4 separate regions of the Homo sapiens genome follow, and all the other regions are linked to region 1. Evidence: chromatin loops called from intact Hi-C (ENCODE). Cell type or tissue: ascending aorta. All regions are shown on one strand.

Region 1 (8,000 bases):
GAAAAAACACACAGGCTCTTTTTACATTGAATTTTAATACTAATCCCTCCTGGTAATTAGACATGAAATAACAAAAATGGTAAACTATATCAAATTACAATGGTTAAGAAATCTTACTGAATTCTATCAGGCATGTTTCCTGGTCTATAATTTTTGACTTCTTGAGGGAAATGCTAACTAGGAGTCCCAAACATTTATTCTTTAAGGTAAATTTCTCCAGAAGTCTTATTCTAAGGCTAGCATATCCAATCAGAGAAAGAAAATTAATATGATCTAGGTTAATTAGGTGCTATCCTAGGCTAAATAATAGCCACCTAAAGATAACATATCCTAATCTCAGGAACTTGTAAAGTTACTTTATAAGGAAAAAGGGACTTTGCAGAAGTGATTAAATTTAAGTATCCTGCATAGGGATATTATCCTGGATTATCTGGGTGAGCCCTGAATACAATCAAAAGTGTCCTGGTAAGAGAGAGGCAGAGGGTGATTTGACACACACACAGATTGAAGAGGAGGAGGCAATGTGACCACCGAGGCAGAGATTAGAGTGATACAGCCACAAATCAAAGAATGTCAGCAGCCACTGGAATCTGGAAGAGACAAGGAACAGATTCTCTTTAGCACATCAGAAAAGATGGTGCATTAGTTGCAGTGGCTCATGCATGTAATCCCAGGACTTTGGGAGGCTGAGTCTGGTGGATCACTTGAACCCAGGAGTTTGATACCAGCCTGGGCAAAATGGCAAAATCTCGTCTCTACAAAAACAAAAAACAAAACCAAACAAACAAAAAGCAAACTAACTAAAAATGAACCAGGCGTGGTGGTGTGCACCTGTAGTCCCAGCTACACTGGAGGCTAAGGAGAGAAGATCACCTGAGCTTGGGTGGTCAAGGCTGCAGTGAGCCATGATTGCACCACTCCACTCCAGCTTGGGTGACACAGCGAGATCCTGTCTCAAAAGAAGAAAAGAAAATATTGTGATCTGGTGAACACCTTGATTTTGAACCAATAATACTGATTTCAGACTTCTGACATTCAGAACTGTGAGACGATAAATTTCTGTTGTTTTAGCCCATGACATCTGTAGTGATTTGTTAGCACAGCCATAGGAAACTAACAGAAGGGCCCACTTGTCTTAAATTCCTATCGTTTAACCTGTGGGGTTGGTAACATCCATTTTAAGGGGTTCTTGCCCCGTTTCTTTACCTTTTCTGGTCATTAATTGTCAAGCTGAGCAGAAACTATTTTTATATTACTGGAGAGTTATGCTTGAGAAATTGGGATTTGAGAAAGGCACGGAAAGAAAGATGATATACTTAACCACTATTCCTTCATCTAATAAACGTTGTGTAAATTCCTACTATGTGTCAAGCTATGTGCTAAGTCCTAGAATAAAAATGGAGTAAGACAGGATTTTTGTCCTTAAGAAGTTCAGTTGAGTAGGAGAATTAGACACACACATACGTATAATTAAATTAATTTGTGGAAAATGCAGTAATGATTATGTAGAAAGAGTATTGTATTTCCCCAGTGCATTTCATATTTTGAAAAACACTGTCTACAAAAAAGTTTCTGTGTTTAAGTAATATATAATAGGTTAAGAACAGTTCTAACTGCCAATAGGTTTTATAATTAACATAGGAAGATCAGTGTTATACTACTAGCTTACCATTATTTCAGCCAAAAATCAAAGGTATCTGTCATTTGAGTTTTTATTGTAAAGTCTGTTCCTGGAGAAAGTGTGAATTTTCTTATAATATTTAAAATACTGATGTAGCTACAGAACTCTCTCCCCATTACTTTCAAGAATGGCCTTTCCTAGTTTGGGAAATACAGCAACTATGTCATTAAACAATCTGGTTGGCCAGGCACGGTGGCTCACGCCTGTAATCCCAGCAGTTAGGGAGGCCGAGGCTGGTGGATCACCTGAGGTCAGGAGTTCAAAAGCAGCCTGGCCAATGTGGTGAAACCCCGTCTCTACTAAAAATACACAAATTAGCTGGGCGGGTTGGCACATGCCTGTGATCCCAGCTACTCTACTTGGGAGGCTGAGGTGAGAGAATTGCTTGAACCCAGGAGGTGGAGGTTACAGTCAGCCGAGATTACGACATTGCACTCCAGCCTGGGCAACAAGAGCAAAACTCCATCTAAAATAATAATAATAATAATAATAATAATAATAATAATAATAATAAAACAATCTGGCTTAGAGAAAATTGTATTGCAAACAATCTCATTAATGAGAGTTCCTGCGTAACAGGACACTAGCTCTGTCCCTTGGGGATGGCTTGGAGTACTGTTTCCTGGTAAAGCAACATAAACAGATCTCAGTCCCCTCTTACAGAGTTATGAAATAATAGCCATAAGTAATAACCAACATTTATATAAGCATTCCATCATTTTACAAAATAATTTTACAAAAGTAACTGATTATAGGTTGTTTTAATTGGAAGCAAACCCAGTTTCATTACCTCAAGCAAATTTCTTCATCTCTTTTAGCTTCCGTTTCTCATCTCTTTTTTTTTTTTGAGATAGAGTCTTGCTCTGTCGCACAGGCTGGGTTGGGTGCAGTGGTGCGATCTTGGCTCACCGCAACCTCTGCCTCCCAGGTTCAAGCAATTCTTCTGCCTCAGCCTCCTGAATAGCTGGGACTACAGGCGCCTGCCACCACGCCCGGCTAATTTTTGTATTTTTAGTAGAGACGGGGTTTCACCATGTTGGCCAGGATGGCCTCCATCTCCTGACTCCGTGATCCACCCGCCTCGGCCTCCCAAAGTGTTGGGATTACAGGCGTGAGCCACCGCGCCCGGCAGTCCGTTTCTCATCTTTAAAGTGAGAGTGCTAACACGCACATGGAGGGCTACTATGAGAATGGAGTGAGATTTTGTATATGAAGTAGCAAAGACAGAGCCTGGGACTTAGTAGGTACATTATTAAGAGTTGGAGCCATTTTTTAAACCTTTTGTCTTTTTGTTATTTTTGCTGTTCTGAAAGTCTCTAAGCTTTTAAAAATGGTCTCTTATTTTACTATTCTTGAATTGTTTCACGCTTCTCAACTCATGACAAGAACCTATTCTGCCAATGAACCTCCTGCCCCCATCTATTGAAATTAAAGCTTAGGAGCACCAGTGCATCCCAGAATTTGACTTCCTTCCAGTGGAGAGACCCCTTGGGTTTTTCGTGTGCTCTTTCCCTGATCCTTTAGGTGTCACATGGTCAGAAAGAACATAGTATTATTTATAAACAATATGCTCTCTAACTTCAGAAAGATTTAGGACAGCTTTCTGGATTTGGTCATGCATGAAACAGGAAAAACAGGCTATTAGAAAATTGTGTGAAGTCTAACAGGGACTTGATATGAATTCATTTTGATTTTTAAAACTGAGGACTGCAATCATTAATCAGTTCATTAAATTAATTGGAATAAGTATATTGCATGTAGTGAGAGTAGTAGTATTTTTTGAAATTTTAGTTTTAATTATATCCTATGGCCTGTGTTGTAAGATTTTTTATTTTAAGAGTTTAAAAGCCATTCGATTAAGCAACTAGTAGTAAACTTTTCTGTCTCTCATTAGTTGTTAAATCTAGAAAAGTTATTGGTTTAACAAACCTTTATTGGATATCTATTTTGCATCAGATTTTTTTCTACATGAATGACATTTTTTTCTCTCTCTTTTCTAATACTGATTTGTTGCAGTGTCGAATAGGTACCTGGGTCAACTCCACACACTTCTCACTCTTCACTGGACCTCTGGTACAAGATTGAGAGGATTCCTATTACTTACAAACAGACTAGGTATTAAAACAAAAAGATTCCCGAATAGAGTGAACCTAACCTAGAGCCCCTAAGAATTACATCAGCTTTAACCATTAATTCCCTGGGTTCTTCTTATTCAGTAATGTCTTAAAACCTTTTTATCAGTATGGGATGGGCGGGCAAGGGGATAAAGAAACTGGCGGCTGGTGGGAAGCCTTAGGTAAGGCTGTCAGGGGGGCTTTAGTTTGGGAGTGGGATAATTTGCTGAGGAAGGGTGGGAGAAACGTGAACTAGCACACAAAAGGCTGTTTCCGGCTCAAATTTCGTTACCAAGGCTCTTTGAGATGAACTTTTTTGGGGGAAAACAATCAGTCTAAAAGAGCTGTGTCTTCTTGTGTGTGTGTGTGTGTGTGTGTGTGTGTGTGTGTGTGTACAAGGGGGCGGCGAGGGTCCCCACTTTTAGTATGAGTAGCATTGTTCACATGTTTGCCAGTATTTTGGAGCCTGGCAGGCCTGGGTAGAGGCTGCGGGGGACGCCTCCAAGTTCCCACCCGGGACATCCTGAACAGCAGCAGCCACAACAACAGGCTCGCCCCTAGACAAAGGGGCCGGCGCGGCGGAGCAGACTGGTGCAGCCTGGGCCGCGCGCTCAGAGCGCTGGGCGTCTGGGCAGCTGAGTGGGCAGAGCTGACCCGGTGCGGGTGGGAGTCAGGGCGCCCGGAAAACCCGGCTCTGGGTAGCAGACCCCGCCCGGGCTGGCTCGGCGCCGGGCCTTCGGGCTTCCACTCAGTCTTTGACCCTCGGTCCTCGCTCAGCGGCCCGGCAGGCCGCACAACTGTAACCGCTGCCCCGGCCGCCGCCCGCTCCTTCTCGGTCCGGCGGGCACAGAGCGCAGCGCGGCGGGGCCGGCGGCATGGCTGTGTCCTGGAGGAGCTGGCTCGCCAACGAAGGGGTTAAACACCTCTGCCTGGTAGGATGGCGGGCTAGGCTCTCCTTGCGTTCTCTCTGTCCTGCAGTGATTTTGATTCATTCTCTGAGCGTGCACGGGTGGGAAGCTGGAAGTGGAAGTTTTGTCTTAATTCGAACATTCTCAACTTACAAAACTTTATGCTGGAGATAACAATGAACACTCCCCCTCCCACCCCCTCGCCTGTCCCCCAAATGCATGAGAATTTTTCTGCACATTGATGGGAGAGATGTGGAGGAAGAGGGAAGAGGTCATTTTCCGTGAATACAGCTTTTCTTTTTACCCTTTAAACATTTTTGCTCCCTTTGTTCTTTTCCCAGATTACTTCTGTTTGCTTGGGGTATGGTGATGTCATTAATTTCTTAATCTCATTTTGTACGGCAGGGGATAGCTGTAAATCATTTAGGAAACCTATTTGCAACCCAAATGCTTAGTCTCAGGTGAAAGGGCTGGGTAAAGTCAGATTTGTTTTCCTCTGAGTGGTTTTCAGCTTGCTGGTTAATTGAAAATGCTTTCTGCAGTTACTGATTTAGGTTCCATTGAAAGCACTGTGTCGAAGAATTTACCTGTGGTTTCTATTCATCAGGTAATAATTATTTTCAATTTTTGTTTTCTGTCTCTCATGTCTGATTGGTTTAGTTCATCTGGCTCTCCATGAATGTCCTGCTTTTCTGGAAAACCTTCTTGCTGTATAACCAAGGGCCAGAGTATCACTACCTCCACCAGATGTTGGGGGTAAGTAAGGTGAACTTGGATAATCTGGTGGAATGGGTTTAACACTGGCAGACATTGCTACAGGTTTGGTCAGTTCCATTCATTAAAGAAATGTGCACTCTTCACTTTGAAAACCTTTGTTGTTCTCTAAAGTGGTCACATTTTCCTGATTTATCATTTACACTTGTACAAGTTAAAAAGATTGACTCTCTCAAGAACCAAAGGTAATATCTGCTGAAGTGAAACGAATGAACCTGCCAGACCAGGTTATTGGTGCCTTAAAAAAATTGCTACTTATTGCCAGCTGCTAAGTACCCTGAAGGATCTGATTCACTAGGAGGATCAACCAATAACAAGCTTTTAGTATATACTTATCAGTGCTTTTAGCCTGCTCATGAGCTTATCCAGAGGATTTCTGCACTGTTTGTTTTTACTGACAACTCTCACAAAATATGGGTCTAATGGGGTTATTCATTTCTGGGCAGTTCTCAGTGCTTGCTTTGGGTTAGTGGCTGATGATATTCCAGTATTCTACTATAATATGAGAAAGATACTGGGCAAAACTTTTTTCTGATTTATTTTATGTTAATATTTTTCTTTCTTTTCTATGATGTTTCTGATTTCATTCTTCTGTTCCATCTCCTTCTTATTTGACTGCTTAACAGAAGATAGTGTCACTGAAGGCATATTACTTTGCACAAGGAGATTGCGTTTTCTTTTTCTTTCTTTCTTTCTTTCTTTTTTTTTTTTTGAGACAGAGTCTTGCTGCGATGCCCAGGCTGGAGTGCAGTGGAGTGATCTCAGCTCACTGCAACCTCTGATTGCCTGGTTCAAGCAATTCTCCTGCCTCAGCCTTCTGAGTAGCTGGGACTACAGGCACGCACCAGCACACCTGGCTAATTTTTGTATTTTTAGTAGACACAAGGTTTCACCATGTTGGTCAGGCTGGTCTAGAACTCCTGACCTCAAGTGATCCGCCTGCCTCAGCCTCCCACAGTGCTGAAATTACAGGCGTGAGCCACCATGCCCGGCTGAGATTGCATTTTCTAAGCAACAAGCAAAAAGTGTAAAACCCTGCAAAAACTTAGGGAACCTGAAAAAATAGATTTTGCATTTTGGTGAGTGGGGGGGTGCAGAAAAAAACACATTTTGCTTTTTTATTTTTTTTCATGGTTTAATGACTACTTAAAATTAAGACGAGCTCAGACAAATTCAGTGGAACCAGCTCTCCCTTCTATGTTTTACATGGAGAGATCTTATTTATCTGTAATTCTCAGTACCCAGACTAGTGATTGGCACATATTAAGCCTGCAACAAGTTGCAGTTGAATTAATTAATTAATTTTTTATACAACAAAGTAATATCATAATCTGTTGATCACACACTTTATAAAGTTTAACTTCTAGGTTTTAAGCCAATGGGTTGAAAAAAATAGTCTGTAAAGCTAAACCCATTTCATTTATTTCTTTCATCCATCCAATCCAGGAACTGTCTTGAAACCTATACATTTCAGATGGGCACCCAGAGAGTAAGACCTCACCTCGCCCCTCAAGTTGCTTACAATATAATGGAAAAACCAACAAATAAATAATTATAATTCAATAAACAAGAAAAGGTTTCTTCTAATAAACACATGAGGTCTGATAACTTTTTGGTTTTGTTTTCTAGTATTTCCCCATTAGGTGTAACTTAATGAATAGGACGTTTTTCAGTGGAAGCTTTATCTCATCTATTACATAACTTGATGAACAACTTGGAGAAAACTCTTTAGATATAGAATGGTAAAATTTGCTCTGGATCACGAGGTATTTGTATTAATATAAAAATCTAAGAACTGGAAATTTATTGCAATAACCTAGAAAGCCATAACTGAACTTTGGATTTTAGCTTTGTGAGATAGTATAAGCTAAAATAACATCTTATTTCTTAAAAAAATAATTATTTGGAAACCAACTCATTAATTTTCATGAACTTGGATACTGTATAACTGAATTTCAAATTTAATTTGGTGGTAAGTCAGATATGATTAAGATCACATATGCACAGAAACATAAACCAACAAATTTGGAAAACATTTAAACTATGTTTCACCTCTCTACTTCCATCCCACTTCACTGCTTCTGCTTGAATAACAGACAGGGTAATGAGCTTCAAGGACTGCTGACACATAGGGCTCAATAAATATTGATCAAGGGAATGAAGAAAAAAAATGATAAAAGGACCAAATGGAAGACTAGGAGCATAAAGGATAAGAAACAGATTCAAGAAAGGAGAGGTTGTTATAAATTAGTTTTTAAGAACACACAAGTATAATTATAGTGAGTTGATATTTGAGCTATCTGGTAAGTATTCTCCATTTTACCAAGAGTCACTGTGGACAGGAATGGTCTTTCTACATGCTGAGAGATAAAATATGACTTATAAACTTCTCAGTAATTATCTGTTATGAATTTTCCAGTCATTAATTTATCTAAGCTATTTTGGAATAGGTATTTTCAGTCTGTATATTACCTTTTATTGGAAAAGAAACTCCTTCTACAGTTTTACTATCTATGAAGTAGT
Region 2 (8,000 bases), 150 kb after region 1:
ACCCTGTCATCAGGACTGTAAAACTGAGGCACTGCTTAAATTGTAAAGATTTTGGCTCAGAGATCTAAGTCAAGAAGCTGTGTTAGCGCAAGACTAATGAGCAAGCAATAAACAAGCCTTAGTGCTGACTGAGAGCACAACTCATTCCCGACTCAGATAAGAATTGGTTGAAGGATAGGGCCAAGCCGAGTCTATAGCTGGAGGTTAGGTGGCTAAAATTTCAGAACAAGTTGGGGATGTAGCCACTTTCTGGAGATAGATTAAGCACAGGTAATTCTCCATCTTTCTTTCTTTGTTACCCCATCCTGCATTCAGCTGCCATACATCTTTTCAGACTCTTTAGTTTTTATGTTTGAGGGATTTTTGTTGTTTATTTGGGGTTTTTTTTTTTATTTTTAGGCAGAAATTGTCAGTCGACAAAGTAGCCTAAAGTCCTTCCTTTCTTAAAAATCTTATATTAAATGTATCCATTCATAATGGTTATTGGAGCATAATTTTGTTAGCATGATTATTTTATGGGGACTCCTTGCCAAAGAACTTTTATCCTTACAGACTTTAAATTAATTAATTTGTAAGGCCTTGACTGAATCATTCAGAATTCCAAGAGATAAACATCAAATTGGTTTTTTTTCAAACCATGTTCCTTTTAACATGAGATTGCATTAGATAATAATTACAAATTATTGTAAGTGGGCTTGAGTTCTTGATTTCGCTCTCAGCTTGAACATTACTGGTACATGGAAATGCTGCTGATTTTTGTGCATTGACTTTGTATACTGAAACTACTGAAGTCATTTATCAGTTCTCTTGGCAGAGTGGGTTTTTCTAGGTATAGAAGCAAATCATCAGCAAAGAGAGATAGTATGACTTTGTTTCTTATTTGGATGCCTTTCCTTTCTTTCTCCTACTTGATTGCTCTGGCTAGGACTTCCAGTGCTATGTTGAATAAGAGTGGTGAGAGTGGGCATCCTTGTCTTGTTCTGGTTCTCAAAGGAAACACATCCACCTTTTGCCAATTCAGGATCATGTTGGTTGTGGGTTTGTCATAGATGGCTCTTATTATTTTGAGGTATGTTCCTTATATGTGTAGTTTATTGAGGGTTTTTACCATAAAGGGATGTTGGATTTTATCAAAAACTTTTTCTGCATCTATTGAGATGAAAATAGGTTATTTGTTTTTATTTATGTTTACATGCAAAAACAGAAAACTAAACATTGGGTACACGTAGACATGAAGATGGAAACAATAGACACTGGGGAATACAAGATGTGGGAGGGAAAGGTGCAGGGATTGAAAAAATTACCTACCTGTATTGAATGCTGCTGTACACTGTAGAGTACAGTATTGGTTGTTTAAGCTCATGGTCATGTGTCTGGCTGGAAGCTGTGGCAGCTGCCCAGCATCATGAGAGAATATTGTACCAAATACTACTGGTACAGGAAAAGGTCAAAAATCAAAATTTTAAGTACAGTCTCTATTGAATACATATTGCTTTCACTCCATCATAAAGTCAAAAACATTTAAATTGAACCATCCTAAGTTGGGGACCCTCTGTAAAATCACCACCTGTACCAGCTCACTCCTGATCCTCCTTACCTGCTCTATCAGCAACATCAGTAGCTCCTGGGGGAATGGTGAAAACTACAAATGCTCAGACTTCTGAGTCAGCAAGTCTTGGGGTAGGGCCTAGCATTCTGTGTTTTAAGAAGCCCTACAGGAAATTCTGATACACAGTAAAATTTGAAAGCTATCAAGGGAGAACCATCATGGGCTTTTTAAACTCATTCCTTTTGTTTATTGTTTCTATTGATATGATTATCTCCTGAGACTAGAATGGTCTAAAACTGCCATACCATCCTCTCCTGAGGAATAGTTTATCACACTCACTTTTTTCCTACATGAAGAGAGAATTGTTAGATGATAATTGTCCTGGAAGCTTTTTTTGTTTTTACCTTTATATAATACCCCTCACCAAAATAACTGGTAATTGTAAAGATTATTATCTGATTATTAACAAACTAAGCTTTGGAGTTAGACTCAGAATGAATTTAGTAAAAGTCATCCCCCCTTAATATAAGTGTGACCTTAAGAAAATTATTTAACCTTTCTGAGTTTTAGTTCCCAATGCAACAAAATGGGCATTATACTTTCCTATGAAAGTTGTTGTGTGGATTAACAGTGAAGGTATACATAGAACATTCAGTACCAACCTTGGATTAAATGTTCGGTGAAGAGTATCCATTGTTAATATAGCTTATTTTAGGTTTCTGAGGTAAGAGTCTCAGGCATGTCTTGAAAAAGAAAAAATTTTTGGACACTGAGTTTTACTCTGTCACCCAGGCAGGAGTGCAGTGGTGTGATCATAGCTCACTGCAGTCTCAACCTCCTGGACTCAAGCCATCCTCCTGCCTCAGCCTCCCTAGTACCTGGGATTACAAGCATGTGCCACCGTGCCCAGCTAATACTTAAGACAAGGGTCTCATTTTGTTGCTCAGGCTGGGCCCAAAATTCTGGCCCTAAGCCATCCTCCTGCCTCAGCCTCCCTAAGTGCTGGGATTACAGGTGTGAGCCACTGCACCAGACCCTTGAAATTTTTTATTAATTAAAAGAACTGTTTAAAGTGACAGATGATCAGAGAAGATTTTAAAAGGCAAATATTTTTCAAAAATTTACACTTATATGAACATTAAATGTTGTAAATTACAAACCTTTACTTTTAATAATAATATAATATTTATTATATTATTCTTAAATATCTAATATTTATCAGGTTCTTACTATGTTCAGGCACCATGTTAAAAGCTTTAACAAGTATATTCACATTCAGCCACATAAAACAGAAATGTAGCTTGAAACTCATTAACCTTAATAAAAGATTTAAATCAGTTTTTTTAAATGTAAATAAATTCTACTTTCAAAGGAAAAACTTAAATGTCAAAAAATGTTTATATACTTTTGAGTGGGTCAGGGAGGAAGATATCTCTTATTCTTAGAATTATCTTAGATACACAATCCTTCATAAAGGATCTTTTCATTAGTTATCAACAGAAATTTAAAAATATATGAAGTTGATTTCATCTCTACTATGTTATAGCAAGACTTTAAAGAGTTGCCTTTAATTTCTACAATCTGGTTACATATATTATGATAATAGCAACATAACATTCTTTTAAAGAACATGTACTATGATAGGGAGAAAGTCACTGCTCATAAGTGAAACGCAGTGTATTTCACACATATTAATCAGATTAAATATGTAAAAAAAGTGGTTTAAGTAGTTTCCGTTTCCATCTCCCTCAAAAAAGTAGATGTCATGAAGTAATCAAATACTAGTAATTTTATCTTCTTATTTTTTCCAAGAAAAGCAAAATTTTCTCTCTCCTGGTACAAAAAAAAAAAAATCAAATGAAAAACAACTGATTCTCTAAGGGCCTTGAAATCAAATTCCCACCTACATTTCCCAGCTCATACTGGACTTAGCCCATTTCTTGCATCAATACTGGGCCTCCCAGAAGGCCTGTCAGTATACTGTAGGCACTCATTGATACCGTTAATAAAATGTATTTCTGATATTTGTGTGGCCCTCTACAATTCTTAGCACACTTTTTTTCTGTAGCATCCCAACTTATTGACCCTTTTATAGATGAAAGAAATCCAGTTTAGAGAGGAAAAGTTATTTGTCTGGAATCCCAGCCTTAGTAAATGACTAGAACGCTGAGTTCTAGTCGTCCTGTCCAAAGTTATTTCAAAACACCAAAGAGTAGCTTTGTGGGGAGTGGGGAGGGTGTGTGTGTGGGTGTGTAGCTCAGAAAGCAGACAAGTAGGAAGGAGGGGGCAGTGGCCAAAATATAGTCACACAGCCAAAACAGATGCAGGGAGTCTGAGAAATGTAGTATTTTGGCTGGACTTTTTGCTTCCCTGAATAAAATTAATTGTCTGTTACTAAGAAAGAATGGGAGGATGAATATTATATGAACAATTAGCATTTCTATTGCAGTTAAGAAGGATTTCTCTATGCTCTCTCTCTCTCTCTGTCTCACACACACACACTTGAATATATAAACATGAGCAGAGTAATTAGAGCTGCAGAGCTTCCTTTGTGATTGTCCTTTACAGCTAAAGAACTATCAGTTTGTAAGTAAAGTTTTATACTTATGAACAACCAGGGCAAGAGGAGGGACAGTGTTAGATTCTTTTCCTTACTCCTGCTATTTTTCTGTTCACATAGTAAATGTTTAAATAAGTATTTCCAGTACTGATCTAGCCATTGAAAAAATGTTTATTGAATTTAGACACAGTAAAGCAATTGTTACTTTAATTTAGTCATATATAGTCTAATATATGACTATATTAGACATATAGTCTAATATGATCAGAGCTTTAACTTGTCCTTAGCTACCTGGCATGATCATATTTACATTACCCTATACTTTTAATTAATGGTTTCCTCAAAAAAGACACACTTAGAAACAGACGTATTTATTTTAATCTTGACACTTCATAAGCAACATTTGCTACTCCTTTAGGCTAATCACTATGAGAAACCATGAAATAAGGCCTGACCCATCACAAAATCTAGAGATTGCATTCAGCATGTTTGCTATATGGTACAGAAAATTAATTTCACTTATTTTCATTTTTTTCCCACCTTTTTCTGACTGCTCTACAGGCTGTATATTGATGGTCCTTTTGGAAGTCCATTTGAGGAATCACTGAACTATGAGGTCAGCCTCTGCGTGGCTGGAGGCATTGGAGTAACTCCATTTGCATCAATACTCAACACCCTGTTGTATGTCATTTTGATCTATTTTGTTAATCCAAATAGAGAACTGCCAATATTTCTGATATCTCTCTTTTTAGTATAAAATAATTCCTTATTGAATTATTCTACTTGTTGATCAAGGACCTCCATTTCCTGATTGGTGAGGGGAATAATTCAGTGATTCTCAACATGTGGTCTGTGGCTGCTAGCATATTCTCTTGTAGAAAGATGTCATATCACAGTTATGCACTCCTCTGTCCTTTTCCTCTGTTAAAAGTCATTCGCCTCCATCCTTCATTTTCTATGTCCTCATCAGCGGTAAGTGGTTCTACTCATTCATTCAGTCAACAAATATTTTTGAACACCCATGTGCCAATAGGTCTTACAGGTATTGGGAAGACAGCAATGAATGAAAACAGAGTCCCTGCCCTTAAAAAACTTACATTCAAATGGGGCAAGTAAAAAAGAAAGCAATGAGAAATGTAAATAAAATTATTTCAGAAAATATTAGAATTATGACAAAAGGTAGACATTAATGGATATGGAAATAAAGGGCTGGGTTTATTGTTGAAGTATGGTCAGGCTTTTCTGAGATGACAACTGAACACATCATTCCTTCATTTATTACTTAGCAAATTTACAACAGACTAAAGAAAGTAACTTCAAAGGTGAAATTGTGGCCGGGCACATTGGCTCACACCTGTAATCCCAGCACTGTGGGAGGCCGAGGTGGGTGGATCGCTTGAGGCCAGGAGTTCAAGACCAGCCTGGCCAACATGGTGAAACCCTGTCTCTACTAACAATATAAAAATCAACCAGGCGTGGTTTTGCATGCCTGTAATCCCAGCTACTCCAGAGGCTGAGGCATGAGAATCTCTTGAACCTGGGAGGTGGGGGTTGCAGTGAGGGGAGATGGCGCCACTGCACTCCAGTCTCGGTGACAGAGCGAGACTCTGCCAAAAAAAAAAAAAAAAAAGGTGAAATTGTCTGACCAGGAAATACTAAACTAAAACTTATTTTAGTTTCAGGATTATAAGCAAAAGTTAATTGATTGATATTCTTATGAAAACACAAAGCAAAATGAAAGTAGAAAGTTATTCTCAAATCTATTCCATTTACTATTTTTTTTGCAGAACCAAAAAAGCAATAATAAATTTAAGTGATGTGTTTGAATGATATTTTATTTCAGTTTTAAATACTAGATGTAAATTTGGTACTTTCTGGCGGTTCTTACAAAAATGATCATGCTCTAAGCCAGAAATAGTTTGTTTCTGACAACACATTACAAGTTATTTGGACACCTAATGTTATGAAAAAGGAAGAAAATTTTCTTAACCTCAAGCCTACTTTATAAATGGGGATCCAGACTTGGAATTATGAGTTGCTGGAATGCATTACATCATACATGATTGTGAAATCTCTTTCTTTAATGATTTTTAAGAGGGGATAAACAACCAAGTTTCTGGAATGGTTTTGGCTCATTTTGCCAAAAAGCCAGGGCAAGACTGAATGACCTTTGGAGCCCTACTCAGTCTGTGATAGAATTCACTGAAAGTTGAAAACTTGTTTTTTTTCTGAGATGCAGAGCCCAATATTATTCTGGTCCAGTTCAGTTATGGCCTTCAACTGGAAATGGATGATATGCATACTTGTGAATATTATTCACACTTAAATTCATTTAACATTTAACACTTAAACACCTAAATTCATGAAGTATGTCGTATCCTTGAGTCAGTATATTGCATATTAAATTCATTTAGGTCTCGTGCTATCAGACGCTAGAATGTAAATGACTGATTTTTCTGTTGGTTTCTATTGGATATTTCTATTGGTTGCTTACTAATGAAAAGGAAACTTTAAAAAATATACGAATTCTTTAATATTTGTGTTTGCCATCCTAATCACTATCATGTTATTTTCATTTTAAAGGGATGACTGGAAACCATACAAGCTTAGAAGACTATACTTTATTTGGGTATGCAGAGATATCCAGTCCTTCCGTTGGTTTGCAGATTTACTCTGTATGTTGCATAACAAGGTAACATTAGGGTTGGTTCTAGTTTTGCAATTTTTCAAATTAAAAATGTTATAGCTTTTATATTACAAAAGCAATAAATGCTTGCCATAGAATAAACCATAGAAATTATGCAGATAAGTAGCAAGGAAAGAAATAAGTCTCTTAAACATAAAAAATCAGAGATAATATCTGTTAGCAATTAGACACACATCTTTTCAGATATGGATATTTGTGAGTATGCATATATATCTAATATATTTTAACATGGAAACATTCATTTCTATGTTTTAACATAGGGTGTTTCACATAGAAATGTATGCATATGGCTAAAGGTGATGAGGGAAGACAATGGAGGGAAATACCAGAAGGCTCCTGCTGTAACACCTTCCATCCTCTGTTCTGATAGCACTTACCCTTGATTGCCATCTTTAATACTGCAAATCACCAGACTTTTTGGTATACTATACAAATCTCAACAATCCCAAATTTTGTGTTTTATTTTTTGCAGAGATAAAGCAGGAATCTTTTCCTATCCTACGTGTAACATTTGACCTATTTATCTTTATTCACACTATACAAGTGATACACATATGTATCCTTGCTACAAATATTTCAAACAATTCTGATAAAGTAAAATCCTCTCTTACTACCTTCCCTACCTAATCTATGTAAACAGAGGTAACTCTTAAGTGTTCTATAAATTATATCATACTATTTATATTGTTTATGCAAATTCCTTTATTAATTGATTACTGTGTCTTGACTATTTTTTGGTATTAGTGCATCTAGAACTACTTCACTGTTTTTCCCTGTGCCAACAGTTAGAGATGATAGACCCACCAGATTCTTTTAGAGTATTTCATTGTATAGATTTATCTAGTTTACTGAACAATTCTCTAATGTTAGATACTTTTTTATTACAAAGAATGCTGAAATGGATATCATTATATATACCTCTTTGTGCATGCATTCACTCATTCAGTCAGTCATTCTATCATTCAGTGTATATTTATTAACTGCTTACTATCAATCTGAAACTATTCTAGGATCTGAAAACTCATCAGGTGGCAAAATAAAACCAAGTTTCTGATCTCATGTGGTTTACATTCTAAGGGGGCAAGATAGACAACAACCAATAAATACATCCAGCATCAGGTTCTGAGATTCAGGTTAGGACAAAGAAGGAAGGGAAAGTAGGAGTAAAGCAGCGTAAACAGTAG
Region 3 (8,000 bases), 120 kb before region 1:
TCCCCAGACCTCTGTACCAGAAATTGAAATAGGAAATAGAAGATATTGAGGATACTAGGTATTCTCTACCTGTGTTATTGACCAGAAACAGCAACATATAATTTTTCTTTACAGGGACTAAGCTAATCAATAATGAAGCAATGTCACTGACAATCACACTCATAGAATGAATTTTAATAAAAATATATTTTTATTTTGGATGCTTTTTGTTGCATTTGAGAGAATGAATTGAGAATTTTTGTTTTTTTAAGTCAGGTGGACTCCTAATAACTTTTAAAGGCTAAGTTAAAAAGGTCTCATTTTCTCTAAGGCATTTATGACTTACCAGTCAGTCAGTCACTCTTTCCTCAGCATATTTTATGTATATCTTAACTCTAGCTCTTATCACATTATTTCATAGTTTGCTGTATTGGGTTAATTCCACAACTAGGCTTTGTGTCCCCAGGAGCTACAACTGCTTCTGTCACATAGTAGGTTCTCATAAATCTTTGTTGAATAGCTTATGTAGACTCAGATGCCACAAGATTGGCAATAATTCACTGTTATTACAAAAAGAGAATTAATATAAAACATCACCTTGTTTGTAGACATATTAAAGAAGAAGGGAACCATGAAACACAATCTTTAGGAATTACAATGTGTCCTCTAAGTTTTGGATTTAATTGTCCTACCTAAATCTTAACAAACAAAAGCACATTGATACTTTATTTGTCTTCTTCTTATGTTTTGTATTACCCTGACTTAGTCACCAGATGTCACTATGAGACTGTTGTCCAGGTCACTCTTTCTTTAAACAAGAAGGAAACAAAGACCTCACATGAGGCATGGAGCAAAACCTATGTCCTTGTGGAAACACCTTATAAATGTTAAGGCTAGTAGATTTAGGGTTTTATTTTAGAGTGGATTTTGGCATGGCTTAGTGTGTAAGAAAGAGCACTGGACTGGGAATCGAGAATCCTGGATTTTAGCCCCAGTTCTGTCATTTTAGAATAATTGACCACCTGGTAGATTTCTTTACTTTTCTGGCCTGTGAAAGATATCCTCATCTGAAAATAAGGGTGGCAAAAGAACCTCAAAATCTTCAAGCTCTAACATCCAGTGATTCTATTCCCTTCTTTTGCTAATTTCTTGGAAAGTAGCCAGAGGTCTTTACTACCAGGGATGATTTGGAAAGTCAGCATAAGTGAGAATAATGAGTACCTATTGCATACTCTATTTTATTCTAAACACAGTCTCTGCTAGGTTTTGACCTACCATGAAGTGGGGAAACCTTTATGGTCACTCTCACTTCTACACAGTCTCTGTATATTGGTGGTACACATTGTGTGAAATACCTTTTCCATCTAGAGATTGCTTCATTTTTTTATTATAAAAACATTACACAAAATTTGTTTAAGGTGTCATGTAAATATACTTTTAGTGACTGTCATTTTTGGGTTTCACTCTCAGAGGAAAATGAATTATTTATATTAGGTATTTCTGAATACCTAATCTGAATATTCTTGCTTTTTTTTAAAACCAGTTCTCTGCAATGTTCACCCATCCACCTACCTAAAATATGCACCACTTAATCTTTTATTCATGCTGCTCCACAGCGTCCTGTAATCATAACCCACTTGTGGTAGACTCAGACACTGTTGTTGTATGAATGCCTCATTTATCTCTTTCTGTGCATATTTATGTTTCAGTTAGCTATTTTCATTGCATGTAGTTCCTTCCATAGTGTGGGTTCTCGTATTCTCAGCCATTTTCTTTGTCATTATTTTACTCAGAGTCGAACCACAGAGTAAATATTTTTGAGAACAGTCTGAATTACATGGAGCCTTTAACACTTACAGGCACTATCCTAATACCCAAATTATTATATAGAACAAGTTGACACAGGCTTTTATAGAATTATCTAATCCTGAAACATATCTTGAGTATTTACTAAATGCTCCACACTGTTGATGTTCTGGGATTGAAACAGCAGATAACACAGTATGGCACAGAGAGAGCAGGAACAAGCATTTACACAGCAAAGTGGTGACCGTTACAGTGGAGTTGTGTGCAACACACTGTGAGAGGCTAGAGGATGGTATAGACTTACCCTTGAGCTGACCTTCAAAAATAGTCAGGAGGGTTTGCATGGGAGGTTGGGAGTCTATTCCAGGCAGAGGGGACAGCAGAGGCAAAGAAAAAGAGGTTTGAGACTACATATTAGACTGGAGAAGTGCATATGGTCTGTACTTACTGCTTAGCAACAGAGTAGAATGATTTGCTGGGAGGTGAGACTGAATTAACATTAATCTATTGATTTCTCTTTGAAATTTACAAAATTTTCTCCTCTCCCCTTCCTTCTTTATGTATTTTGGTTCTACTGGAGTCAGTTCAGGTGTTTCTTAGGAAATTGTTCTTTATGATCTCTGTGAGTTGACATTAAAATATACATTATGTATGTTCTGTGACACATTGTTACTCTTACATGTTAGTTGTTTAACACCTACATGGGCTCTTGCCTCAGCTAAACAGTGAGTTCTCAAAGATCACATTCATGATTAGCAGCCACACTGAATTATTATTACATGGAAGAATGGAAGGCAGGAATGAAGAAAGGAATGGTGGGAGGGAGGAAAGAAGGTAGGAAGGAAAAAGAAAGAAGGGGCGGAATAAGCACTTGTAGTGGAAGATGGAATTAATGTTTTTCAAGAGTATCTTAGTTTCTAAGATGCTCAAATACAATGAGAAATATATTTGAGCATCCTGAATTGTGTGAAAGTTTTAAAATAATATTTGTCAATGTTCAGGAGAAAAATCCTTCTGAGCATGTGAAACAAGAGGAAGACCGAAGGTAGATATGCATAGAACCCTATCCACAGTTACTGAGTATGTTTAGTAGTGTAGAAATTGAGAAAAACTGCCTTATAGAGAGCTCAGCTCCAAAATGACTGGCATGAGATTTAAACTCAGCATGTATAGGTCACATAAAATAATATCACACTCCAATCTTAGATATCATAGACCCTAAAAGGGCAATAGTGCAAGGTCTTTCATTGCACTGTCTTGATATTTCTAAGTCAAACTGCTTTTTGTTTCAAGGAAACACAACCTCTTGAGGAAGAAACTTCTGAGATGGCAGCTGCCAGAGATATACAAGCTGCCCAAGTGAGGGGATAGGAAAAGCTGAAGACAGGCAGACATGACTGTGGGTCCAGGCTCTACCTCTTGGTAGCTATGTGACCATCGTCAAGGTGCTGTGTTTCTTCTACCCAAGCTTCAGTTTCCTTGCTTATTAAATACAATGAGTTTTTTTTTTCTTTCTGACAGAGGGGGCAGCAAAGACAAAAAATTGATTACAAGAAAGGGAGTATCTGAAAAACTCGGCATCGTGCCTGACACGTAGTTAAGTGCTCGGAAAATAATAGCCATAATTATTGTTGACAAGTCTGGAGCAGGAAAACAAACAAGCATACAGAACACAAGATTAGACTGTAGGTTAAAAAATACAAGGTCTAGTTCTGGCTCTGTCATTTATTTGCTACATAACCTCAGTCACATGTGTTGTTTTCCCTCATCTATACAATTGGAGAATTCTACCTATTGTACCTACTTGGCAGCATCATATGAGATTATATAGATATAGATATATATAGCACTATATGGTCTAAGGGATCATTTTTATTACAGACTTGATTTGAAAAATGCAGAGTTCCACTCCCTCAAGATGAAGCACCCGTGCCTTGTTCTGCCTGACAGCCTAGGACTGATGCTACTTGCAGAATTTTAGTGCTCTGGTTACTGAAAACAGTATCACATGGCACCGTGCAAAGTACAGTGCCCATTTTATGGTCTTATGAAGCACACATGCCAAAGTTGAGAGTTTAATTGAAAACCTAGCAGTTTTTCATGATGGCTCACAGTACTTTACATTTTTAAAGAAACTCTTAATAGGTTAGCAACATGGTGTTTTGTTGTCATGGTTATCATAAACATCCAAGTCACTATCGAGTGTTATTCATTTGTAGGTTATTTAGTCAATCATTCTACTCACTATTCTTAGAGATTGATATGATTTAAAGATACTATTGTTCTTTTCAATTCTTGTTTCTGCAATTAAGATATACTACAACATTTTCTTACATTAATGCCAAATCTTTTTAAAAATGTCAGCTTTCTTCCAAATAGTCTCCTCAAATAATACGTTAAGGACTTCCAGAAAACATGGGGACTACCAAACCAATACTCACTCTTTATAGCTAAGGAAAACTGAGCTGCAGAGAGTTTTAGAGATTTATACAAACTTCTATGGTGTTAGTTGAAGAATATTAGTTGTTCTTGCCTATATGTTTTCAAAGGCAGATCATGTCATCCTTGAAGGTAAAGTCATATTTTGTTTTGTTTTGTTTTAATTCAGTTTACTTCATAGCATTTGTATTTAATATAATTAATTCAGCAAATGTCACTTGTTTCTTTATATTGTTACATTTTGTTTTATGTTATCCCTGGTAAGTCATTATAAACTTAGTTTTCAAAATAATTTCCACACGAACAATTTTGTTATATCTTAGCCATATCCCTTTGAAGAACATAGTATAGTTATCACTCTATTATAAATTTTACTTGCCAAATGATGATATTGAAGTTCAAAGAATTTATGGCCTTGCTCAATGTCTCATGGCTAGTAAAAGAAGATGTCAGAACTTAAATACAAGTCTCTGACACCAAGCTTTCTCTAATCCACAGAAAGTGTTATTTAAATGAAAATATTAATTGCTTAGAGAAAGTAAACTTGAAGAAATAAGGAAGTCAGTTTTGCTTGGAATTAGAGGTGATAATTTTCATTCTCTTCAGAGCTCTGGTTGCATGTGAAACTAAACTGGATTGGAATCCCATTATGTAATTTGAAGTATCGTTAGTCCTTAAGACACTAGACATTGACATGTTTAAGCATAATTTTGTAAACTCCATTCAGAGTAAGATATAATGTAATTGTTTTTGAATTCCCCATACTAATGCCTTTCTTCACCAGAGAAGTTAATGGTGCCTTCTATATGTGACTTATATGTGCACTTCCTCAAATTATCAACAAACAACTGAACTTGGCTTCCTCAGTGTGAAAATATCTTATTGCTTTCAAAACATTGCAATATTACAACTCCAAAAAAATGTAATTTTGATCATATGCATTTTACTAAGAAATAATGGTTATTATTATATTTGGTTTTATTTATTCTGTATTACAGTTAAATACCATATAGTAAATATTTATTCATATGCTGCTTCCTCTTAAACAGGCTTTGAGATAGGTTCACATGTGCAATAGATTAATAAAATATAAGTACACATGAAAAATTGACAATGGTTGAAGAATGATGGATAATGCTTGAATAAAAGAGGAAAGAATGAATTTTCTCTAAATTCAGCCATTATTTATGTATTTTATAATCATAGAATTTTAGAACAAGAAGAAATCTTAAAGTTTTTATTATTGAATATCTTTTTTTATAGCTGAAAAAATTATAGACCTAAGCGTTTTGCCAAATATCACACAGTCAATTGGTACCAGCACCAGGACCAGGACATAAGTTATTTTTTAACTTTGTGCCAGAACATCCCCAACCTGACACATCTGACTTCCTTAATAACGCATTACTTAATAATTTGACTCTACTTTCACTTTTCCTTTGTAATCCCCAAAGTGAATTACATGACCAGAAAGCAGAAGTTCAGAAAGAATATATTTATGATCAAACTTTGTCTTCCCTTTTCAAATATATTTTTCTTATTATTTGCTTAAGCGAGCACATTGAGTGAAGAATAGCATCTAGCAGTTTGCTCATTCAATGTGCATTGCCGATAGCTACCATAAATATTGTAAACCACTGATACAACTTTTTCTTTTCTCATTCCAAAAAAGGACATAGGCAGGGGGAGCCGTGTGAATATCCCATCACACCATGGCTGGATTATTGGCTAGTACAACTCTGAGTCCTTCTATCTGCTCCCAATCAATTCCAGCCACAAATTTTATGCTCATTGAATCCATGAACAAGAACATCATCTTAAAATATTGACTTATCAGAACAAAATAATCAATGACTCATTTAAAATTATTAAATCTAAACTTCTTTAACAAAGCTCTACAAAATCAAACCCTATGAACTAGTATTGTAATGAGGGAGGGAAGGTATGCATAGGGCAAGTTTTAGATTTTAAATTGGAGAAGTAAGTGCTATTTGAGGGAGATTCAGGGAAGGATCCAATCCTAATATCAAAGTCAGAGGCATACTCCGTCATGACAAAGGGGGACAAGAAGCAATGGAGGCAGGATGCAGTATTGTCCTCAGAAAAGAAGCTTGAACCCATAGAATGACTCCCATAGAAGAAAAAGGCACAGGTGGAACTTCCCAAGGACTCTCTTCTCTACATTGGCAGGCCACCTGGCAGTTTCTGGGGACTGAGACCCAGGTGCTTTAGCCAGATGGGGTTGCCTCTGGGAAAATGCACACAGAACTGATCTTACTCTGCCTTCCTTTCTAATCTCCAGGGTTTCCTGAACAAGTTTCACTGAATTTTTGATCAGAAGCAGCTTTGGGCTGTTTGAAAAAAAAAATCTGTTGATCTGCATAGTTCTTTATGCACCATTAAATAGAAGGCACCTCAGTTCAGTCTTTTACCATGAAACCAAACATACCCTTTTTAGGTCCATGTTGGAATAGTTCTTTGACCAAATAAAAAAGAAAGGATTATATATCAGGTTATGAACAAAGAGCATGTGTGATATGATAGAGACAGATTGGTCAGAAAGTACACGCTGGCATTCTGAACTGGATTTAGGAAGACTGCTGTTCCAAAATCACTTTAGAGACTATATAAGCAAAACAATAAATTACAATGTAAAATAAAAATATTAACACTTCTATTTTTATATAAGATAATTATCATTTAATGTAGTATAATATTTAATATAATAGATTAACACATATTCATTATTCATGTATCAGAAATACATTTTCCAAAATTTTCTCTGATGGGTGAAGCATCAAAGAAGTTTGGAGACTGCCACTCTGGACCTTCTCTTCATAGGCTCATGAATCTTGCAGAACTATTCACTTCAACATTTTAGAAAGACATGAGCAGATTACAGATGAATCTGCTTAGCCTTCTGGAATAACTACGGATATGGTTGTGAAGCCAATGTGAGTTTACAGTAACTAGTCAAACTGAGGGGCCAGAAAGAGGATGTGAAAATGCCTTGCTTTTCTTCTAGAATATAGACATTCAATGGATAAGAAAAAAATAATAAAAACAGGAAAACTGAGACCCAGAGAGATATATTTAAATGTCTAAGATAACAAACCTCATAACAAGTGCGTGAGCATTTGAATTCAGTTCAATTTTTTATCAAGGCCTGTGTCTTGCTGCTACAACTTGAAGCATTTGTTCTTTTGTTTATATTATTTACATGACATAATAGCCTCTTTTCTGTCCTTTCCTTTACTGAGTCCTTTCCTTCCTTCAAAACTCAGTCCCTCTTTTCCATGAAGCCCTACTGATGATTCCAGCACTTATTATTCAGTGTCTTTTTCCAAACTCCAGACATGAACTTTGTTTATTGAGAGTTTACTCCATGCCAGCCACATAGGCATTTCACATCTCCTCACATAACTCTGTAAGTTGTTGTGGTAGGCAGAATAATGGCTCCCAAAGATGTTCACACCCTAATCCCTGAAACCTATAGATACGTAACATGACAAAAAATTTACAAATTAAGGCGATGTACATTAAAACACACAGCTTATCCTGGGTTATCTGAGTGGGTCCAATCTATTCACATGAGCCCTTAAAAGTGGAAGAGTAAACTAGAACAGTTCATCTGAGATGTGACAGAAGAAGATGCAGGAGAGATCCAAAGCACGAGAAGGTCAGGACCCACTGTAACTGACTTTGATGACGAATAAAGGGGCAATAAGCAAAGGAATGTAGGTGGCCTCTAGAAGCTGGGATTGGCCCTCAAATGA
Region 4 (8,000 bases), 110 kb after region 1:
GTGGCAATTAGGCCTGGTGGAACTGCCATCGATAAACCAAGTGTGATCAGCGTGAGGAAGAGGAAAGAAGAAAATATGGGGAAATGGAGTGAATGTCAGGTGGATCAGAGAGATACAGTCATGGGGGTCAGGTGTGGTATCTGAAATAATGCGGGGGCCAGCCTAAAACAGTAAGGTCAAGTTGTTTGGACAGAAAGGCTACAGGGTGCGGTCCCAGCTCTTGTGTAAGAATTCTGACTGCACAGCCCTGTACTTTGGCTGTGTGTAATGAAAAATGGTTGGGATGAGTTAGGGAGAGCTAGTGTGGGAGCAGCTTTAGGGATGTTTTTTAAGGAATGGAAAGGGGAGTGGAGAAAGGATTTAGGATCTATGGGGTCACCTAGATTTGCTTTGGTGAGTTTATATAATGGTTTAGTCAGGATGGTAAAAGTAGGTATCCAAAGGCAGAAGTAGCCAACCATGCCTAGGAAGGAAAGGAGTTGTTGTTTTGTAGAAGTGGTTGGGGTTTGGGAGATTAGCCAGACATGATCAGCTGGGAGAGCATGTGTGTTTTCATGAAGAATTATGCTGAGATAGGTAATGGATGAGGAAGAAATTTAGGCTTGACGGAAGTAATGGGGGCTGTCCGTGAAGCCTTGTGGCAGTACAGCCCAGGTAATTTGCTGAGCCTGATGGGTGTCAGGGTCAGTCCAAGTGAAAACGAAGAGAGGCTGGGATGAAGGGTGCAAAGGAATAGTAAAGAAAGCATGTTTGAGATCCAAAACAGAATAATGGGTTGTAGAGGGGTTGTGGAGGGAGGTATTGCAGATAGGAGAGTATATGGGTTTGGCACCATGGGGTGGATAGGCAAAACAATTTGGTTGATAACGCACAGATCCTGAACTAACTTGTAAGACTTGTCTGGTTTTTGGACAGGTAAAATGGGGAATTGTAAGGAGAGTTTATAGGCTTTAAAAGGCCATGCTGTAACAGGCGAGTGATTACAGGCCTTAATCCTTTTAAAGCCTGCTGTGGGATGGGATATTGGTGTTGAGTGGGTTAAAGGTGATTAGGTTTTAATGGGATGGTAAGGGGTGCATGATCAGTCCCCAAGGAGGGAGTAGAGTTATCCTATACTTGTGGATTAAGGTGGAGAGATACAAGGGGAGGATGTAAAGGAGGCTTTGAACTGGAGAAAAGGGTGGCAGTGAGGTGTGGCTATAGCCTAGGAATAGTCAGGGAAGCAGATAATTTAGTAAAAATGTCTCATCCTAATAAGGGAGCTGGGCAGGTGGGGATAACTTAAAAGGAGTGCATAAAAGAATGTTGTCCAAGTTGGCATCAGAGTTGGGGAGTTTTAAGAGGTTTCGAAGCCTGGCTGTCAATACCCACAACAGTTATGGAGGCAAGGGAAACATGCCCTTGAAAAGAAGGTAATGTGGAGTGGGTAGCCTCCGTATTGATTAAGAAGGGGATGGACTTACTTTCCACTGTAAGAGTTACCCAAAGTGTCTGTGATGGTCCAGGAGGCTTCAGAGGCGATCGGGCAGCATTAGTCTTCAGTCACTAAGCCGAGAAGACCTGGGAAGGAGTCAGTCAGAGGGCCTTGGGCCAGAGTTCCAGGGGCTCTGGGAGTAGCTGCTGGGCAAGTTGGACAGTTTGATTTCCAACGGGGTCCCGCATAGATGGGACATGGCTTAGGAGGAATCCTGGGCTGCAGGCATTCCTTGGCCCAGTGGCCAGATTTCTGGCACTTGAAGCAAGATCCTGAGGGAGGAGGTCCTTAAGGAATCCCAGACCGCTGTGGCTTAGGCGTTTTGAAGTTCTTGTGTGCTGCAAATGTGGCTGGGGTTTCTCTTACAGCACAGGCAAGTAATTGCAACTCCTCTGTTATTGAACATCTTGAAGGCGAGGTTGATTAATTCCTGTTGTGGGGTTTCAGGGCCCGATTCTAATTTTTGAAGCTTTTTTTTAATGTTAGGAGCTGACTGGGTGATAAAATGCATATTGAGAATAAGATGACCTTCTGGCCCCTCTGGGTCTAGGGCGGTAAAGGGTCTAAGAATTGTGGCCAAATGGGCCATGAACTGGGCTGGGTTTTTATATTTGATGAAAAAGAGCCTAAATGCTAACTGATTTGGGAGAGGTTGGATAAAGAAAAAGGAGCATTAACCTTGACTATGCCTTTAGCTCCAGCCACCTTTTTAAGAGGAAATTATTGGGCAGGTGGGGGAGGGCTAGTCACAGAACAAAACTGTAAGCCAGACTGGGTGTGAACAGGGGAGGTGACAGAAGAATTATAGGGTGGGGGAGTGGAGTCTGAGGAAGATTTGGAGCCTGATTCAGCCTGGCAGGGAGTGACCTGAGGAGGAGCAGTCTTGGGAGGAGGGGAGAAGTCAGATGGGTCGGTAGAAAAGGAAGATTGAAAAGACTCAGCAACACTTGGGGTTGGGACTGAGGGGACAGGTGGGAGGGAAGGAAGGATTTGGGATGAGTCGCATTGGGAACAGAGACTAGGGAGGGACCAATGTGTAAAAGAATGCCTGGATGTCAGGCACCTCAGACCATTTGCCCATTTTACGACAAAAATTATCTAGATCTTGTACAATGGAGAAATTGAGAGTGTTTTCTGGCTATTTGGAACTATTGTCGAGTTTGTATTGGGGTCAAGTGGCATTGCAGAAGAAAATAAGGCATTTAGGTTTTAGGTCAGGTGTGAGTTGAAGAGGCTTTAAGTTCTTGGAACACAGGCCAAGGGAGAAGAAGGAGGAATGAAGGGTGGAAGGTTGCCCATAGTGAAGAAGGCAAGCCCAGAGAAAAGAAAGGGTAGGGACACGGAGAGAAGGGGTGGGGGGTACCTGCCCTCCCCCCTCAGGAAAGTGGTACTTGCCACTAAGGTGAAGGATCAAGGCAGGAGTCCCTGCGGTGATCAGACACCTCTGAAACGTGGGTGAATAATCAGACAGGTGTCCCCACAGTGATTAAACACCAAGGGAAAACTGTCTTGCCGAGTCCGTGACTGGTGCCGGAGTTTTGGGTTCACGGATAAAATGCATCTCTTCTGTCTCTACCAGAAAAGGAAAGGAACAGAAATTAAGAGAAGAGAGAGACCCAAGGGTGGCACCAAGATTGAAAGGAGAAAGAGGTTGAAGGATAGTGAGAGAGGCTGGAGAAGAGTAAAAAGAGCCTGCTTACCCGATTTAAAATTGGTGATGTTCCTTGGGCTGGTTGGTCTGAGGACCAGAGGTTGTAGGTGGATCTTTCTCATGGAGCAAAGAGCAGGAGGACAGGGGATTGATCTCCCAAGGGAGGTCCCCCCGATCCAAATCACAGCACCAAATTTCACTCATGTCAGCGTGAAAAGACCACCAAACAGGCTTTGCTTAAGCTAAGCAATAAAGCTTTTTAATCACCTGGGTGCAGATGGGCTGAGTCTGAAAAGAGAGCCAAGGTAGGGAGATAGGTTTGGGTCCATTTTATAGGATTTGTGTAGGTAATGGAAAATTACAGTTAAAGGGGGTTGTTCTCTGGCAGGCAGGGATGGGGGTCACAAAGTGCTCAGTGGGGGAGCTTTTGGGCCAGGAGAAGGAATTTCACAAGGTAATGTCATCAAAGGCAGGAACCGGCCATTTTCTCTTCTTTTGTGACTCTTCAGTTACTTCAGGCCATCTGGATGTATACGTGCAGGCTTGGGCTCGGAGGCCTGACACAAACATGCTTTCCTGACATCTGTATTCTAACTTGTGTGATTCATTGTTTTTAAGCTTGAATAACCTGATTTCACATATTTTTCCATGAGTCAGAGGCATGTCTAGCTGTTAGTTTGTTATTGTCTGTACTTTTACATAGCATGCCTGCACTAGCCATCATTTTTCTACTTTGTGTTTTTAATCTTTTAACCAGTCACTTTGGGAAGAGTTTTTCCAGGAATAGTTTTTCCCGTTTTCAAAGAAAACCAGGCAAGAATGGCTATGGATCTCACAAAGACTGGCAACATTTTGTTGCTATTGTTTATTTAATTTAGTGGGTTTAAATGAAACCAGGACATCTGCAGCAGTTTTGATCTCTGGTCTTGCTCTCAACTATTTAAATCTTAAAAATTGTTTTGCTCTATGTTTTCATAATTTTATTGCTTGTCAAAAATCAGCTGGGATACATGATAGGTTAGCATGGTGACAATGTTATCTTAACCATAGATGAAGCAAAGTGGTGAAAATTTCCTGAGAAGATGATTAATGTTCATGAAAAATTAATAGGACATCTGAGTTTCTTGAGATGTAAACATCATCTAACTGCTCTAGTTTGGCTTTTTTCCAAGGGAAATAAAAATATTCCCTTAGTGTCTAATAAGAGTCTACATGATAAGTATGAACTTTAGAAGGTTAGTGTATTTAGGGTAAATCTATTGAATATTGAGCTTAATTTATTCAATCCTTATTTTTGGGTGCCTGTTTTTACCTAAGTACCAAAAGGAAATGATCAATGAAAGTTTCTTTCCTGACTCACATCCCTTCTAGCTACTGCTCCCTCTCTCAGCAATCCAGTTCCTTTCCTCTCATTCTCTTAAATCAACCATCTTTTGATTGTTGATTTAAGCACACTACTAAAAATGTCCAGGTTCAGCAGTGACCATGTTATTGTTCAGTTCTCACTCTTCAATGGGTTTGACCAATAAGCAGCTCTTAATACAGCTGATCATTCACTTTACTGAAACACTTTTTTCCACTTACCTGTTTTTCTCCACATTTTCTGGCTATTTTTACTCAGTCTATTTTTGTTGTTCCTTATCATCCCCACAAGCTCTAAGTATTACAACATACCAGTGTTCATTTCTTCAACCTCTCTTTCTCTCTAGCTGTACACATTTCTCTGGTAGTCTCTCTCATCTTGTTGATACATCCATATGCTTCATGTCCCAAGTTTATATTCCTAGCCCAGATTTTAACTCTGTAATTCAGGCTCATATATCCAGAACATTTAGGCCTTTGGCTTTTACTTTGATTGATAAAGGAGTTGTGGGAGAGTGTGAATGGAGAAATGACATGATATGGCTTACTTTTCAACAGGATCACTCTGGCTGCTGTGTTAAGAGTAGATGAGGGGAAGCAAGTGCAGAAACAGGGGGTCCAGTTAGGAGCTGTTGCAGTCATCTAGTCGAAGTATGATGATGATTTTGACCAGGGTGGTGATAGTGGAAATGGTGAGAAGTGGTCATATTCTGAATATATTTTAAAGTTAGAGTTAACAAAATGTATTCCATGGATTGTATATAATGTGAAAGGAAGTGAAGTCAAGGCTGACCCCAGAGTTTTTGGTCCGAGCAACTGGAATTTCATTAACTGAGATAGGGAAGGTTGGGGTTGGAGAGGAGGTTCTGATGGAAATTTGTGCAACTCCACTTAGGAAGTGTTATTTTGAGATGACACTTAGAGTGCTTTCATTAAATATTTATTGAGCAAATGACTGGCATCTCAGCCCTGCCTTCCACGACCAGTTATTTCTATACATAGAGGCTTTGTGTTTCACGTCTCCTTGTCTTTGGGTTTGTGGAGTAGTAGTTACATGGCTGGTGATCAGAGCAAAGTGAATCTGGGGATAAAATTACCCCATATACAGACACAAACAGATTTTTTTTTTTTTAATGATGAGCCCCAACTCTAACTTCCTCCTATTACACTGAGACCTGGGTTTTTCCAGTGTTGTGATCAAAAGATGGGCTTACTTCTCAAGGTAATCTCTGTTTGAAGGCAATGAGACTTTGGTTTCATATGTTTTGTTTAGTCAGTTCCTAAATGGCTACCTCATCCACTTGTCACTTTTCAAAAATGTGTTGACATCTCTTTATTATTCTTATCACTCCCCATGTTATTTTTGCCATTGTGGCATCTATTTTTATATCTCTAAATTGTTATTTTAGTATTCTGTTTGCCTAAGGGACCTGAGATAAATGCACACGTTCAATCCAAGTTAATAAAAATTCCACTTGCATATTCTTCCAGAATCTTTCTTTTTAATATTGAATATATTTTTCATTCAAATATACAATTAAACACTTTTTTCTTTCATACAAATGCAAAAGCATTAAAGTTTTAATTTGTCAAAATGTTTACTGTCATGATGTTGCATTAATTGTGGGAGATTCGGTGCTCCGCGTGATCTCCTCTCAGACATTTAGAGCAATCTTCACTTGTGAAATTGCATGAGCTCCTAGCATAATAGTCTCTGGAGTATTTTGGACACTAAATAAATATTTCTTGAGTGAATAAATAAATTCTCGAAGAGCTGCCCACCTTTGACGTTTTTATTCTCCTATATTTTTATAGGAGGTTAATTCTCCCATATTTTTCTTCCTATATTTTTCTCCTATATTTTTCTTCCAGTATTTACTATTCCATTGATATTATAATATTTATTCAACTGATACCTTCTATGTGTAAGGTGCTGTGGAATATATAATACTGATTTAGAAATAGTTCTTGATCTCAAGACATTTACAGTTTATTAATATAGAAAAATCATGTAAAAATAAAGGGCTAGACTGTAATAAGGAGCATAAGAGTCGTACTAATAATTTAAGGGTTCAGGGGAGTGAGAATTTTCTTGGCAAGAAAAATTAGGATATCTTTATGAAATGATGGCTTTAAGATAAGCCTTGAACAGTTACTGGGATTCAACCTAAGAAATGGAAAGGAAGTCACTCTAAATGAGTAGGCTAGCATGTGTGAAGATGAAGGGACGAGAAAATGTATTGGTTGATAAGTATTCGTTTAGCTCAATTAGAGTAAAAAAAGGAGAAACATGGAATATAAAGCCAGAAAGAATTTGAAACAGATGTGCTTGGCCATAGGCAATAGGACAGAAAGAATATGGGTGGTTTTTCACAGGGTGACACAAAAGGTTAATCCATAGGAGATTGCTGTGATCAGACATTTTCTTTGGGAAGCCTGTTGGAAAGAAATGAAAGGTGATTGAATGCTGGCAAGAGAAATAAGTGGTATCAGAGAGATTTGAGTCTCTGAGAAGGATGTAGGTTCTATTTCCAGATATATGGGAATTAGGAGAAGATAGTTTTGGAAGTATTAATAGGATAATAGTAATTTTAGATATAGTAAATTTAGAGTGAATTTCAGGTATAAATGTCTAACATGCAGTAGAAAATATGAAACTAAGAACTTGGGAAGAAAGGGTTAAAATAAAGACAACAAAAATGATTAAAGAACATCATATTATGTGATCACTTTCTCAGGTTTAACACATTTAGTTTTTGAAAAGTTGCTATTTTGGAATCATTTTTGATTTTTATTAAAAGGCGCTTCTTTACAAACAAAAAATGCAGCTTGTAATTTTTTATATTGAATAAATTCATATTTATTTAAAAATAATGTGCAGTTACATCATTTTTACATTTAATTCCCAAACATATGACAAGTTACAAATATCTTTTTATATTTTGTGGGACTGTTATAAAATTATTAGTCATTTGTGCACATTAAAAACCCAATGCCATATTGAAGAAATAATTGGAAGGTAAAGGTTATATTTTCTCCAGGATATTAAAATACGTATTTCTCCAGATCTGTTGTTACAGTCAGATTGTCACTTTTTATTTTTCTTATCCTTAGACTTAGGTGAATGTGTATTCTAGAATTTATATTAAGGTCGACATGATCCAAACTTTATGTCAAAGGAACTAGATAGATTCAGCAACATTTTCATGTTTACAGTTAAATTAAAATTTCAAAATACTTAAAATTATTATCATAGCAAAGGCTTGTGATAAATTTTAAAGCATAGATGTGTATGAAATGATTGTAAGAGTTCTTGTTTTCTCTGTCTTCAATTATACTTCCCAAGTTAGTATTCCTAAAATTTGATTATATAAATCTCTTCAATGAGAAAAAAAGCACAAATATCTGTCTTTTTATTTTTTATGCGTGTATTTATTTATTTATTTTGAGACAGAATCTCACTGTGTCGCCCAGGCTGGACTGCAGTGGTGCGATCTCAGCTCACTGCAACCT

Evidence for each region. Hi-C counts contacts between places; a loop is a spot of excess contacts. Peaks named below come from ENCODE experiments on the same cell type or tissue, not always from the same donor. Only the 100,000 strongest peaks of a DNase experiment are listed, where the experiment ranks them.
Region 2: a loop joins it to region 1, with 2.9 times the contacts of the local background. A loop is called at or near these places in 3 of 110 quality-filtered maps.
Region 3: it touches region 1 in a loop (8-fold over the local background); 7 of 110 quality-filtered maps call a loop at or near these places.
Region 4: a loop joins it to region 1, with 2.5 times the contacts of the local background. A loop is called at or near these places in 4 of 110 quality-filtered maps.

What each region holds. Positions count from the first base shown.
Region 1 is chr11:89,487,917-89,495,916 of GRCh38, reverse strand. NOX4 (NADPH oxidase 4) reads left to right here and starts at 4,542. Exons shown (of 18, transcript NM_016931.5): 1 at 4,542-4,727; 2 at 5,364-5,459. The coding sequence starts at 4,671. RefSeq lists enhancers at 3,584-4,290, 4,291-4,997. In ascending aorta, no CTCF peak of the experiment used is centred here; a DNase peak (open chromatin) is centred at 4,426; H3K4me3 peaks cover 4,270 bases; H3K27ac peaks cover 7,509 bases.
Region 2 is chr11:89,338,864-89,346,863 of GRCh38, reverse strand. It overlaps NOX4 (NADPH oxidase 4), which reads left to right. Exons shown (of 18, transcript NM_016931.5): 14 at 4,671-4,790; 15 at 6,693-6,801. Among named protein-coding and RNA genes, the nearest start is that of NOX4, 150 kb to the left of the region's middle. In ascending aorta, no CTCF peak of the experiment used is centred here; a DNase peak (open chromatin) is centred at 3,803; H3K27ac peaks cover 6,603 bases.
Region 3 is chr11:89,609,969-89,617,968 of GRCh38, reverse strand. No RefSeq gene overlaps it. Among named protein-coding and RNA genes, the nearest start is that of TRIM77, 96 kb to the left of the region's middle. RefSeq lists a silencer at 3,134-3,428. In ascending aorta, CTCF peaks have their summits at 748 (motif pointing right) and 3,311; no DNase peak of the experiment used is centred here; H3K4me3 peaks cover 852 bases.
Region 4 is chr11:89,376,992-89,384,991 of GRCh38, reverse strand. The region is part of intron 11 of NOX4 (NADPH oxidase 4); the gene reads left to right. Among named protein-coding and RNA genes, the nearest start is that of NOX4, 110 kb to the left of the region's middle. In ascending aorta, no CTCF peak of the experiment used is centred here; a DNase peak (open chromatin) is centred at 3,671; H3K4me3 peaks cover 324 bases; H3K27ac peaks cover 7,418 bases.